Regions from separate parts of the Homo sapiens genome. Here region 2 is linked to region 1. The links are chromatin contacts, found by Hi-C or POLR2A ChIA-PET in ENCODE. All regions are on one chromosome and are shown on one strand. The core of a region is the stretch at or near the end of the contact, and the rest is flanking DNA. Distances in the headings are between cores, read along the strand shown.

What was found. Hi-C counts contacts between places; a loop is a spot of excess contacts on that map. ChIA-PET counts read pairs that join two places held with the same protein, here RNA polymerase II (POLR2A). Pooled maps may share reads with other maps.
Region 2: a map of heart left ventricle shows a loop between it and region 1 (2.6-fold over the local background). The contact joins two enhancer-like sites. A Hi-C loop is called at or near these places in 8 of 168 maps with a recorded cell type or tissue (CD4-positive, alpha-beta T cell, CD8-positive, alpha-beta T cell, Calu3 and 5 more) and 7 of 50 pooled maps. POLR2A ChIA-PET finds 5 or more read pairs at or near these places in 2 of 52 experiments (A549 and activated T-cell).

Annotation. Positions count from the first base shown.
Region 1 is chr18:48,006,018-48,012,993 of GRCh38, reverse strand. No RefSeq gene overlaps it. Among named protein-coding and RNA genes, the nearest start is that of SMAD2, 79 kb to the right of the region's middle. RefSeq lists silencers at 4,594-4,643, 4,654-4,763 and an enhancer at 4,439-5,352. Within about 2 kb of position 4,578, at least 14 of the 41 ENCODE cell types and tissues checked have a DNase peak (open chromatin) inside an H3K27ac peak, as active enhancers do.
Region 2 is chr18:47,878,837-47,885,812 of GRCh38, reverse strand. All of the region lies in intron 2 of SMAD2 (SMAD family member 2), which reads left to right. Among named protein-coding and RNA genes, the nearest start is that of SMAD2, 48 kb to the left of the region's middle. Within about 2 kb of position 4,017, at least 3 of the 41 ENCODE cell types and tissues checked have a DNase peak (open chromatin) inside an H3K27ac peak, as active enhancers do.

The DNA of each region.
Region 1 (6,976 bases), core at 3,329-5,828:
GGAAACAGTGCAATGGCAAAATAGATGCATAAATGGTGATAAGTATAAGAGGGGAAGAAAGAATGGAAGGAAGGAAGGAAGGAGGGAAGGAAGGAAGGAGGGAAGGAAGGAGGGAAGGAAGGAGGGAAGGAGGGAAGGAAGGAGGGAAGGAAGGAAGGGAGGAAGGGAGGGAGGGAGGGAGGGAGGGAGGGAAAGGGCTAGAGGGTGGAAGATAGGGAGAGAAACAAGTAAATAAGCTAGCTCTTTCCTAGAAAATAATTTCACCAACGTTTCTGTGACATTCAAGAAAACAACTGGGACTTGGAAACAATTAAAAATAAATAAACAAAAGTATGCCACTAGACTCTAAAGTCAGTGGTGTGGGAAGCAGAGGTTATCAGTGTTCAGAGGAGAGAAGACTCCCACAGAATAGGGCTGTCAGGAATGAGCTCAGGGAGGAAGGGGCTCAGAGGGCCCAGGATCCTGAGAGGGGTTTAGTAAGGTGGGTACTGAGCCCCGCAGATTCCAATTCTAACATTATAGGAAGTCTCCTTCTCTCCATACCCATGCTCCTGCCCCAATCACACCCTTGTTAGCTAACCTGGACCATAGCAGAAACATTCCCCCTCTAGATTCCCAGCCTCTTCCCCACCTTGCGTCTGTAAACCTTGACTTCAATGGAAACCAGAGTGATATTTTCAAACTGTCACCCAGATGCTGTCACCTGCGTGCTTCCTCCCTGCCTACAGGAAACAGTTCAATCTCCTGGGGGCCAAAGCATTTCAGTGAGACATCTGCTCTTGCCTGGCAGCCCCCGCCCAGGCTCTTATTGGCCCCTGGCCTCCCCTCCTGCCTGCCAGACTGAAATTCCCTTCCCACTCTGCTCCATCTGCCGACATCGCCCCACATTTGAGGGCTCCATCCAGCAACACTTCCTGGGTAACCCCTTCCTGACCTCCCAAGGAATAGGGACAACTCCCTTCCTCCGATCCCCTTGGGGCCCCCTGCCTACACCTATGTGACCTGGTCACAAGCCTGTCTTCCCTACCAGACCTGGGCTCCATGGGATCATTCCAATTCCCTGCAGACTGACACAGGGTCTGGCCCCAAAGAAGAGCTCCATACACACTGAGTTAACAATCAATGCTATCTTGTACTTTCTAAGTACACTTTCCCCTTGCAAGTTGCTTTTATGCATGATTTCATTTGATTCTCAGAATAAACCCCCCAAATTATCTCCATTCACCAGGTGCAGAAGCTGAGGCTTAGATACATGGAGGGTGTGGTCCAGGCCCATCTGGGAGTGTGTACAAGAACTCCCACCTGCCCAGAACATTGCCCTGAGGACAGTGGCTTCTCTCTTCCAGGTAGCTCCTTTAAAAGCCACTAGGATAGACTGGGACTCCAATTCTAAAGCAGTTCAGTGAGTCCTCCACAAAAGATTTCCAGAAGTCATTCCCAAACATTCACCTTGGCCTTTCCACCACATCCACCACCTCCTCCCTGAGCCAGCTCTTCCCCTTCCAGTGAGAGCTTCCCTCACTGCCCTGAGTGACCCCACTGATCTGCATGGGCCCAAGCTCGGGGCAATGGGCACCAACACCAAACCTGCAAGAAACCTACCCTCTGTGCCTCAATAGGCCATCTGCCCGGCTTCCATCAGATCCTGCCTGGCTTCCTTCATGACCTGGTCTGCAATGCTAACTATGGTGACGTGAAAGGAACATTTCAGCCAGGAAAGCAGGCTGCACAACCACAGTGCACTTTCACCCTGGCAGTGCAGGGATTTGCCGCTGTGTCCCTCCTGTCCCCCCATCTCTCCCCAAAACCTCTCCCCATACCCCTGACCTTCTTTAACCTTGGAAGGACCAAGATGGAGGCAGCAGCTGCAAGCTTACTTTCCTGTCCCCATCCTACCTCCCCACCTCCTCACACTATCTGTTGCCTCCCCAGCCTTCACCCAACACACCTGCATTCCAGAAGCTTCAATGGCAAAGTTTATTGTCAAACCACCCTGGTCTCCTACTGAGCGGAGCCAGCTCCTGACAAGGACCTTGTTCCCAGGACCCCTAGAAGCCAGAACCTTGCTGCAATTTCAGGATATTGAAACATGCAGCCAGGACAGCCTCAGCACAGAGGACTGAGGCCCCTGCCCAAGCCCCATACTTTTGAGGACTCCACTCGGGTCCTCCTCCTGCTGTCTCTCTCCCCACGGGTCAGGAGTCCACAAGGCAGGGTTGGCAGATAAAATACAGGATGCCCAATTAAATTTGAATTTCAGATAAACAAATAATTTGGGGGGTATAAGTATACATTTGGGACATACTACTATTAAAATATTATTTGTTGATTATTGATATGGTTTGGCTGTGTCCCCACCCAAATCTCATCTTGAATTCCCACATGTTGTGGGAGGGGCCTGGCTGGAGGTAATTGAATTATGGGGGCAGGATTTTGCGTGCTGTTCTTGTGAGAGCCAATAAGTGTCACCAGATCTGGTGGTTTTAAAAAGAAGAGTTCCCCTGTACAAACTCTGTCTCGTTGTCTGCTGCCATCCATGTAAGACATAACTTGCTCCTCCTTGCCTTCTGCCATGATTGTGAGGCTTCCCCAGCCATGTGGAGATGTAAGTCCATTAAACCTCTTTCTTTTGGAAATTCCCCTGTCTTGGGTATGTCTTATCAGCAATGTGAAAACAGACTAATGCAATTATCTAAAATTCAAATTTAAATGGGTGTCCTGTGTTTTAATTCAGCGGTCCCCAACTTTTTTTGGCACCATGGGCCAGTTTCACGGAAGACAATTTTTCCACAGACAGGGCACAGGTTTGGTTTCAGGATGAAACTGTTCCACCTCAGATCATCAAGCATTAGTTAGATCCTCATAAGGAGCAGGAAACCTAGATCCCTCGCATGCACAGTTCACAATAGGGTTCTCGCTCCTATGAAACTCTAATGCCTGATGATCTGACAGGAGGCAGAGCTCAGATAGTAATCCTCATCCACCTGCTGTTCACCTCCTGCTATGCAGCCCACTTCCTAACAGGCCATGGACCAGAATAGGTCCACGCCCAGGGGTTGGGGACTCCTGTTTTAATTTACTAAATCTGGTAACCCTAGCACAAAGTCAAGGGACATGCCCACCTGGAGCTCATGCCCTCCCTTTCGGATCATGCTTCAGGTACCCAGGGCCCTGCCCAAAGGTCCTGGGGCCCACATGGACGAAAATTATTATCTGAGCTCTGCCTCCCGTCAGGGGCCCACTTTAGGGCCTCTGCAGGTCCTCTTCCCGCAGCTGTCTGCTCTCACCAGTGTACACACTACCGGGCCTGAGGATTAGCCTGGGGGGTGTTTGGCTCTCGGGTGGGGATGGAGCTTGGGCTGCAGGCTGGGTGTCCATGCCTGCTCTGCAAGATCCTTACGGCGAAGTCAGAGCCTGGGCTAGGGAAAGGAAGGGGCAGACCACCGACCAGGGCTTCCATCTGTACTTCCGCCCAGCCTAGTAATGTTTCAGCAGGCCTGGCAGCAGGCACAAATGGCTCCTCCCAGAAGCCAAGCAAGGCAGTCCACACCTGTCACTCCTTACCCACTTCCCGCCTGCAGAAGTGTCCAGGTAGAGGAGTGGAGTCCCCTGAGGGAGCCTGTTTGCTGGCCAGGGTGGGACAGCGCTGTGGTCATGCCATTACTGGCTTCATTGTTCAGGAGAGTATCCCAGGCCAGGGTTGCAGGAAAACTGGTAGCCGATTGGAATTTAGTGGCTTTCCTATCAGGAAGCTGACAGGGCCCTGGCAACATCCCTGAGCCTCAGTGTCTTCAAGGGCAAAAGGGGAAGAGTTCCTACCTCTTGGATGGTTGTGAAAATTAGCATGATTCCATAAAACTATGGAGACAGTAAAAAGAGCAGGAGTTGCCAGGAGTTGGAAAGACGGAGGGTTGAATTTCTGGAGCAGTGAAAATGCTGTGTGATACCGGAATGACATGGCCTTACACATGTCATACCCATGGAGTGTACAGCACCAAGGGTGAACCCTAAAGAAAACTGTGGACTTTGGGTGACCCTGATGTGGCAGTGTAGGTTCACAATGGCAACCAATGCATGCCCTGGTCTGGAGGTCGAGAGTGGGGGAGGTTGTTCGGGGGTGGGTACAGGGGGGAAATGAAACTTTTTGTACTTTTGGCTCAATTTTATTGTGAATCTAAAATTGCTTGAAAAAAATAACGTCCATTAACTTTAAAAATGAGGTGTGGTAAAGAACGGACGAGTGCTTACACACAGTCATTCAACAGACATTTACTAAGTGCCTACGACGCGTCTGTATTTCTACAGGACCACTAAGCGTGAAGCAGGTAGAGTGAGACTTAGGACCCCGGGAGAAAAACCGCCCCTGGAGGGCGCGCCACGGGTGTGCGGTGTAGACGCGGGCGGGCCGGCGGCGGAGGAGGAGGTCCCGGCGCCGACCCCTGGAGCGGAGGCAGCAGCCGGGCGCAGCGAGACAAGTAGGCTGGGCTGGCCTGGCCGGCCAGGTGCGGGGAGGAGGCTCACAGACTGCGGCTAAGCCTGAGTCCGAGCCCAGCTGCGAGGCGGGGGCCGGGGCATGGGAGGAGGAGCGGGGAGGAGCCGGGAGGGGCGGGGGAGGTGGCCCGGGGGCGCGCCCCACCCCCAGCCCTGGCCCCCGCCCCCGGCCCAGCGCCCCCGCGTGGCCGCCGCTCGCAGTGCGCAGCGCAGGGAACAAAGCCCGCGGCGGGGCGGGGTCGGTTCGGCGGCTGGGTCCGGGCACCGGGATTCTGGGAAGCACCGACGCCCGAAACAAAAGCAGCTGTGCTTCTAGGCACGCTGTTGGAGATTATTCCGAGGAGCGCAAGCTGGGAGGGAATGAGGCGCTGTGACACCCCCTTCCCATTGGCAAAGGTTGCTTCCCCAGCCCCACAAAGCTCCATTCCGAGCGCTGGGCTGGCAGAGACCCGACTCCCGGCCGAGATGGACTGGAGAGGGGAAGAGCACAGGGCTAGGGAGCGGAAGCTTCGGGTCACTCTACAAAGTCCCGCAGAATGGTGCTTGCGGAGAGCACAGAGGGGATGGCCCCAGAAGCCCCACTCTCGGAGGCTGTGATGTGGACTGAAGTTAGTAGTGGGGCAGAAAAGCACATGGAGGAGCGTCCGGGCCCCCAGGCTCGCGGACCTGCAGTCAGCTGGAGAGGGTCAGAACAAGGGAGTCTCTCTGCTCTGAGACCCCTCAGCACCCCTCACTCTGCTGGGTCCCATGGTCCCTGCCATCTCCTGCCCGCAGAGGCTACCTTTACTCAGCACCACCCTCCTCATGGGCAGGGGAGGAGATGCCACTTTCCCCTATAAAACATCCCAGAGCTGCCTAAGGTGGCAAAGGAAGGAGACCCTGGTGAGGACAGGCCCTCAGTGCCACTCCTGCTCCAGTGCCCTGGCCCGAAGCTGAGCATGGACCTCAGCCTGAACCCAGGTGTTTGGCTGAAACCCGGCCGGAGCATCCACTAACACCTCAACGGGGGTCAAGAATGATGGGGGGAAACAGAGGCAGACCCTCCTGAATCCAGACCAAGCTTGTCCAACCCGCGGCCTCTGGCCGCGTGAGGCCCAGGATGGCTTTGAATGCGGCCCAACACAAATTCGTAAAATTTCTTCAAACAGTACGAATGTGTTTTTTTGTGATATTTAAAAAGTTACTCAGCTATCGTTAGTCTTAGTGTATCTTATATGTGGCCTAAGACAATTCTTCTTCCATTGGGACCCAGGGAAGCCAAAAGACTGGACACCCCTGATCTAGACCCTCTGCATTTGCAGACACTGCCTGTCTGGTCAGCTCCATGGGCCCATTTATCTTTGCGCCACAGCCCACTTCCCAGTGGGCCACAGCAGGTCCCCTTCCGCCTCCCAAGGCCAGTCCCAAGAAGGAGACGTCCAGAGAGTCTCCTAGGATTACCCACCTTTTTCCCAGAAACTGACACGCTGAGGGTGGCCTTGTAGAGTCCAGCAGGACACTCACTTCAGCCCAGGGAACACACGGAGTCGGCCAAATCAGTCAGGGATGTGGACTCATTCCTTCCACACAGTCCTTGGTGGTGGGGATCCGCTCTTCACCAACTCACTTGTGCTTCTACACAGGGCACCTGTGGCCAGCATTTCCAAGGAGGATGCTGGTGGTGCACCCCCTGTGGACAAGACGCTGTGGGAGCACTTTACATCATCCTATCCAGCCGAGTGGCTTCCCTCCCGCACAGCAGCCAACCTGTCTCTGGTCTCATCCTAAGCCCGGGGCAGTTTCCCTCAATCCTGCCTGCTATCCCTGTTTCCACTTCTAACCTCAGACACAAGCTTCTTCATCTGGTGGTGGTTTTCTTAAAATTACGACCCATACCTCATTATCTGCTGAGGCTGCAACTTGAAAGCTTTGGAGAAAGCACCAGCAGGGTGGTATTAACAGTTGATTAAATACAGTTGTTGTCATTTGCATTATTGCTGCAAACTCCTAGACATCAGGTCTTTGGTTAAGAAGTCATCTCCCTACACTTATATATTGTTAGTGGGAATATAAATTAGTCCAGCCACTGTAAAAAGCAATTTGGGCCAGGCACAGTGGCTCATGCCTGTAATCCCAGCACTTTGGGAGGCAGAGGTGGACGGATTGCCTGAGGTCAGGAGTTCGTGACCAGCCTGGCCAACGTGGTGAAACCCTGTCTCTACTAAAAATACAAAAAAAAAAAAAAAGAGCTGGGCGTGGTGGTGCACGCCTGTAGTCCCAGCTACTTGGGAGGCTGAGGCAGGGGAATTGCTTGAACCAGGGAGGTGGAGGTTGCAGTGAGCCGAGATCATGCCACTGCACTCCAGCCTGGGCGACAGAGCAAGACTCCGTCTCAAAAAAAAAAAAAAAAAAAAAGCCATTTAGAGATTTTTCAAAGAACTTAGAACTACCATTCTACTCAACAATCCCCTTACTGGGTATATATCCAAATAAAATAAATCATTCT
Region 2 (6,976 bases), core at 2,768-5,267, 130 kb after region 1:
TTTTTGTATTTTTGGTAGAGACAGGGTTTCATCATGTTGCCTAGTCTGATCTCGAACTCCTGGGCTCAAGCGATCTGCCTGCCTCAGCCTCCCAAAGTGCTGGGATTACAAGCGTGAGTCACCATGCCCAGCCTGTATTCTTCATTGTTGTATTGTTATTTTATCTAGTTTTTCCTCTAGTATTTTCTGTCCATGGATGTGGAGCCCACATATACAGAGACCAACCATGTATTCCAGATTTTATGCACTTATTTTAAGATTAGAATAACATGTACTTATATTTTATATTTATTTTGTCATTTATGTTACTATTTTTCTTTTTAATTGTTAAAAACAGTATATATTGGCCAGACACGGTGGCTCATGCCTTTAATCCCAGCACTTTGGGAGGCTGAGGCAGGTGGGTCACTTGAGGTCATGAGTTCGAGACCAGCCTGGCCAACATAGTGAAATCCTGTGTCTATTAAACATATAAAAATTAGCTGGGCCAAGTGTCATAATTCCAGCTATCTGAGAGGCTGAGGCATGAGAATTGCTTGAACCCAGGAGGCGGAGGTTGCAGTGAGCCAAGATTGTGCCACTGCACTCCAGCCTGGGTGACAGAGACTGTCTTGGGGGGGGAGGGTATATGTGTGTGTGTGTGTGTGTGTGTGTGTGTGTGTGTGTGTGTGTGTGTGTGTATATGACTAAATCTAGAAAATCGATAAGCTATGTTATTAAAGTAAATGTACCTGAACCCTTTCAGTGTTAGCTTTTGTTTTCTTTAAGTAAAAAGTTTGTATTTGGAAGGGCTTGAAATACTTCAACCATTTTTAGAATTGATATTTAAATCTTTTCAGTAGTAGAGACTATTTTGTGTGTGGGAGATACTTTGTTTTTTCAGGGGCAGCAGAAATATCAAACGGTATCTCAGAGTAGAGTTTTTAATAACAGCATTTGGAGGTGGAGGTGGAAAATATTGAGAAAGTTTTTTTCAATCATCACCTGGTCCTTCTTCTAAGAAAGGCTATACTATATCAAAGATGAGTAGAAGTGTCAATTTTATTCTTATAGGACTGTGTGACTTACAGGAGTGTGATTATGGAAGTTCTGTTGTCTCCGCCTATTTTTTATTTAGTTATTAATATTTGGAAACCTAAGCTGCTTATTTTAATTTGGAAGGGGCTTTCTCAATTTACTTGTCCAAAGAAATTTTCTTTCCTGAGAAAATGTCTCTTACAGTGAAATCTTCAGTTTTTATAATTAAACATGTTGTGTAAATGTTTTACATACCTGGGATATTATACCAGTTTTATTGTTTTAGCTTTGATTTGCTATGTTTATATTACTTGTTTCTTTTTAGTAACTATATATGGGGCGGAATAATGTTAATAATTAAAAATGTGGCCTCTGTCTCTTCCACTTGCTGGCTGTAGGACCTTAGACGTGTTACTTTGTGTTTCCATTACCTCATTTGTCAAATGGGGACAACAGTGCCTGATTCATGGCACTGTTGAAGGATTAAGCGGTTTAATATGTGTAAGAGCTTGGTACATAGTTGGTGCTTAATAAGTGTGAACTATATGTGGGATGGGATTTTATATATAAAATTTGATTTTGAAGTGAAACTGATGATGTCACCTATATTACATGCACCAAGAGGGCATGAAAAGGTTTATTACTCACATAATGATGCTGTCTGAGTAGAGCATGGCAGGCTTCCAAGTTGGTCCAAAAATGACTTGAGAGAGCAGTGATAGGAGACTGGCTTGGGGTTTTATGGTGATTAGGGAATGGGGCTGTGGGCTGGTTTTTACACTGTACATATGCTGAGACTTGCCTGGTTTGAAATTTCTCTAATATCAACAGGTGGAGCACCTGGGCTTTCTTACCAGCTTGCCCAGATTCGAGGCAGAAGGGGAAGAGGAAATGGTGGGGCTTGAAACCTATCAGCAGTCAAGTATCAGAAATGGAGTTGGATTTCTTATTCAACACAAACAGGATAAATAAAAAGAAAACCACACTTAGATATATCATGGTCAAACTCATGAAAGAGGGAATCTTAAAGCAGCTGGTGAAAAATGGCACGCAGCATACAAATGACAGGTGATCAGCAACAGAGAAGATTGTAAAGTGATATATCTAAATCACCAACATCAGGGAGTCATAACAATAAATTGTATCTGCTTAATAAAGGAACTTAAAAATACATGCAGCAAAACTGGGTAGAATTAATGGGACAGAATCACAAATCCACAATTGGAGAGTTCAATTAGAACAAAAAAATCAGTAAAGACATAGAAGTTTTAAGTTACATTATTAAGTTACATTATTAACTACCTACGTGATATTTATAGAATACTAAACCCAACATGAGTAGAAATACAAGCGTTTCAAGTGTTCATGGTAACTTCACCAGGAAAGACTGTTTACAGGGCACAAGTCTCAATCAATTTTAAAAGATTGAAATCCAAAGTATGTTCTCTGCCACCAATAGAATAAGAAATTAATACCAATAAGACATCTGTTAAGAATTGGAAATTAAACCTTAAAATTCTGACTTATGGGTTATTCAGGGGAAAAATGAGGTAAAATATATTTCAAACCAAATTATAATGAAAATACAGCATATCACATATGTGGGATGTAGCTGAAAGAGTGCCTAATGGAAAATTTTATAGTTTTAAATAATCTGCTAGGAAAGAAAGTTACCTAAAAAGATAAAATAGAAAGTAAGTAGAAAGAAGAAATAATAAAATTAAGAGTAGAAATCAGAAAGCCAAAAGCGAGTTCTTTGGAGAGATAAACGCTTGTTAGACTGATCAAGAAAAAGACAGAGAGCCCACAATCACAAATGACCTATATTGGTACTGAAAGAGGGATTGTCATGGTAGGTCCTACAGACAGTAAAAAGATTATAAGCAAATATTATAAACAATTTTATGCCATTAAATTTGATGACTAACTGTAATGATGAAATTTAGGTTACCCCCAGCTGATGCATGAAGAAATACAAGATCTGGGTAGCCCTATAACAATGAAAGAATTTGACTTCATAATCAAAAGCTTTCCTGCAAAGGAAACTTCAGGCCCACATGGTTTTACTGGTAAATTTAAGCATTTGTGCAACAAATATCACCAATCTTATAGACAATAAACTCAGAAAAATGTTGTTTTATGAGGCTCACATAACCCTGAAACCAAAACCTGACAAAGATGCAACTAAAAGAAAAGTTAAAGATTAATATATCACTAACATACATGAGAAAAGAATACATCATAATTGAGTTCTATTCCAACAAGGTTAGTTTATAACTTTCAAAAAGTAATCAGTGTAAGCCAGCCGCAGCGGCTCATACCTGTAATCCCAGCACTTTGGGAGGCCAAGGCAGGAGGATTGCTTAAGCCTAGGAGTTCAAGACCAGCCTGGTCAACAAAGCAAGACCCCATTTCTATAGACAGATAAAATTACCCACCCAGGCATGGTGGCATGCCCCTGTGGTTTCAGCTACTCAGAGGCTGAGGCAGGAGGATCACTCGAGCCCAGGGGTTCAAGGCTGAAGTGAGCTATGATTGCACCAGTGCACTCCAGCCTGCATGAGACATTGGGACCTTGTCCCCCACCCCCGAAAAAAGAAAAATTAATCAGGTCAGATGCGATGGCTTATGCCTCTAATCCCAGCACTTTGGGAGGCCAACGCAGTAGGATTGCTTGAGAGTTAAGGAGTTTGAAACCAGCCTAGGCAACATAAGACTCTGTCTCCACAAAAAAAAAAAAAAAAAAAAAAAAAAGCCAAGCGTGGTAGTACATTCCTGTGGTTTCAGTTATTTGGAAGGCTGAGGTGGGAGGGTTACTTGGACCCAGGAAGTTGAACCTGCAGTGAGCAGTGATCACGCCACCACACTCCAGTTTGGGTGACAGAGCAAGACCCTGTCGGGCAAAACAAACAAACAAACAAAAAAACTATGTAATTTACTGCATTAACCAAGGAGGGAAACTATAAGATCACCTCACTTGGTCAAAAGCATTTGACAAAATTCATCATCCATTCATGATAAGCATTCCCAGCAAATGAGAAACAAAGAGACTTTCTCAGTCTGATAAAAGGTATTTAAGAAACACTAACAGCTAAGGATTTACTTAATCATGAAATACTGTGTTTTCCCTCAAGAACAAGACAGGGATGTCTACTCTTGTGTCCTTATTATTTTAATAGAAGACCTAGCAAGCGCAATGAGTCAGGAAAACAAAATATAAAAGGTTTAAAGATCTGAAGGAATGTTTCAAAATTCTGTTTGTAGATGACATGCTTATTTATGTAGGAAATCCTAAAGAATCTATAAATATAGCCACTAAAACAAATGAGTAAATTTAGCAAGGCTGCACTTTATAGATTCAGTGTCTAAAAATCAATTGTATTTTTGTAAATACTAGCAGCAGACAAATAGGGGTGTTAAGAAAATTCATGAATAGTAGCATCAGTACTAAATACTTAGGAATACATTAAACACACACACACAATGACCTCTGCTTAAAATGCTGAAACCTTGCTGAGAGAAGTTAAACAAATGAAGAGGGAGTTGTGATTCTCATATGGCCAGGTATGCTCTTACCAGACTGACACTCCCTCAATAACAAACTGCACAAAATTCTAAAAATAACATGAAGTACTGGAGAATAAACAAAAATAGGCATGTTTTAGAGGGGATTGACACTCGGAAGAAGGAAATGGCGTAGGCGAATTTTCTGTTTTACAGCTTTTGTCCATGCAAAGTGTGCAGGGTAGGTAAAATTCCAACACAAAACCAAGTCTTTCTGGCCTTGAAGCACCATAGGTAAGACTTGGGAGAATCACAACTATTGGAGAGTGAGGAGTGAATATCAGCAAGGAGAGTTTCAGAAAGAGAGCCCTGGATTCTGCCTACAAACTTTGCCAAAATCACCTGCTGATCCCACATGTGTACGGTAGACAGTACAGCCAGATAATCAGCCTGATTTGAATTGCTCCAGGACAGAGTTTGTGGTTTGAATGCAACCAGGTTAGTTGTCTGGTGAAACAAAAATGAAGACTTTTGGAAGATTGTAACAGAACCTCTAACTACCATCAGATAAAATTCACAATGTCTAGCATACAATCCTAAATTACCTAACATACAAAGAACAAAGAAAATGTGACCCTTTATAATGAGGAGACCAACCCTAGAAGACCTACATGTTGGAATTACCATGCAGTAAACTGATGGATACACTTGTGAATTGGAAAACTCAGTAATAAGTTAGAGTACTTAAATTACCCTGACTTCAAGACTCACCTTGAAGCCATAGTAATCTGTATAGTGTGATACTGACATAAAAACAGATAAGATAGCCCCACATAGATAAACACTGTGTGCCTATATGATTTTCAACAAAGTTGCCAAAGCAACCCAGTAGGGAAAGGAAAGTCTTTCAACAAATGGTGCTGGAACAGCTGAATATCCATGTGGAAGAATGAACATGACTCCACCTTACACCAGTGAAAACAAAATATTTCTGGATAAATTGTAGTCTAATTAAAGCTAAAACTATAAAGCTTTTATAAGAAAATATAGGAGAATATTTATGACTTGGGGGTAAACAGAGAATTGTTCAAAGTATATAGAAAGCAGTGACCATGAAAGCTGCTAAGTTAGACTCCATTGGTATACAAAACATATTATTAAAATACATTGTTAAAAAATAAGTCAGAGTGGGAGAAAATATTTGCAAAACATTTCTGAAAGGATTGAATCTAGAATTTATAAAGATTTCTATAACTCAGTAATGTAAAGATAGCCTAATTTTAAAATGGACAGTAGTTGGCTACTTCACTGAAGATAAAGGTCCAGTAAAGAAATGGAAAAATGTGTAATATCGGTAGGCTTCAGGAAAATGACAATTGAAACCACAATGAAATACCACTGCACAATCATCAGACTACCTATAATTTAAAGACTGACCACACCAAATGTTGATGAGGCTTTGGAATAACCAGGAGCTCTCTCTCATACATTGAAAGAGGGAGGACTGTAAAATCGTACTCTGGAAAATGATCTGGCAATTTATTGAAAAGCTAAACATGCATCTATCCACTGACTCAAGATTTTCACTTCTAGGTGTTTACCCGAGAAAAAAAGAAATCATATTTCTATATAATGATATGTACTTTCTTGAATGTTCATGACAACTTTATTCACAATAATTAAAACCTGGCAACAGGTCAGGTGTCTATCAGTATAAGAATGACTAAATAAATCATGCTTGTTCAAGTAATGGAAAACGACTCCACACACACACACACACACACACACACACACACGTCATATACATTAACATGGATGAATCTCAAAATCATGCTGAGTCAAAAAAGACCCAAAAGAATATGTACCATATTCCATTCATACATAGACTTTCCAGAAGACACGACACCTATGGTGAAAAGATCAGATTAGTGGTTGCCTCTGGGGATGAGCGCATGGATGCCAGACATTGAGAAATGGACATGGGTGATGATCTTGACAGGGTTGAGAAGTGTACAATGTATGCATCTGAGAAAACTCAAATGGTACCATTAAGATGTGTGTTTCATGCTGTGTAAATTTAACCTAAAGAAAAAAAGAACAGCGAACTCTAGTTATGTGCATTCTTAAGTGTCTAGATTTGTGTTATCTGCAGCTTTTATTTTTCTCTCTGAGACAGGGTCTAGCTCTGTCATTCAAGATGGAGTGAGTGCAGTGGTGCAGTCTCACTGCAGCCTCCACCTACTGGGCTCAAGTCTCGGCCTCCTGAATACTAGGAGCATAGGTGTGCACCAGCACACCCAGCTAATATTTTGTATTTTTGATAGAGACGGGGTTTCACCATGTTGCCCAGGCTGCCCACATACACCCTTATTTTTAATGTTCCAAAAAGTAAGGGATGGATAGAGAGGTTAAGTAGATACATGAGAGAGCAAAAGAAAACAAATCCAAATTACAG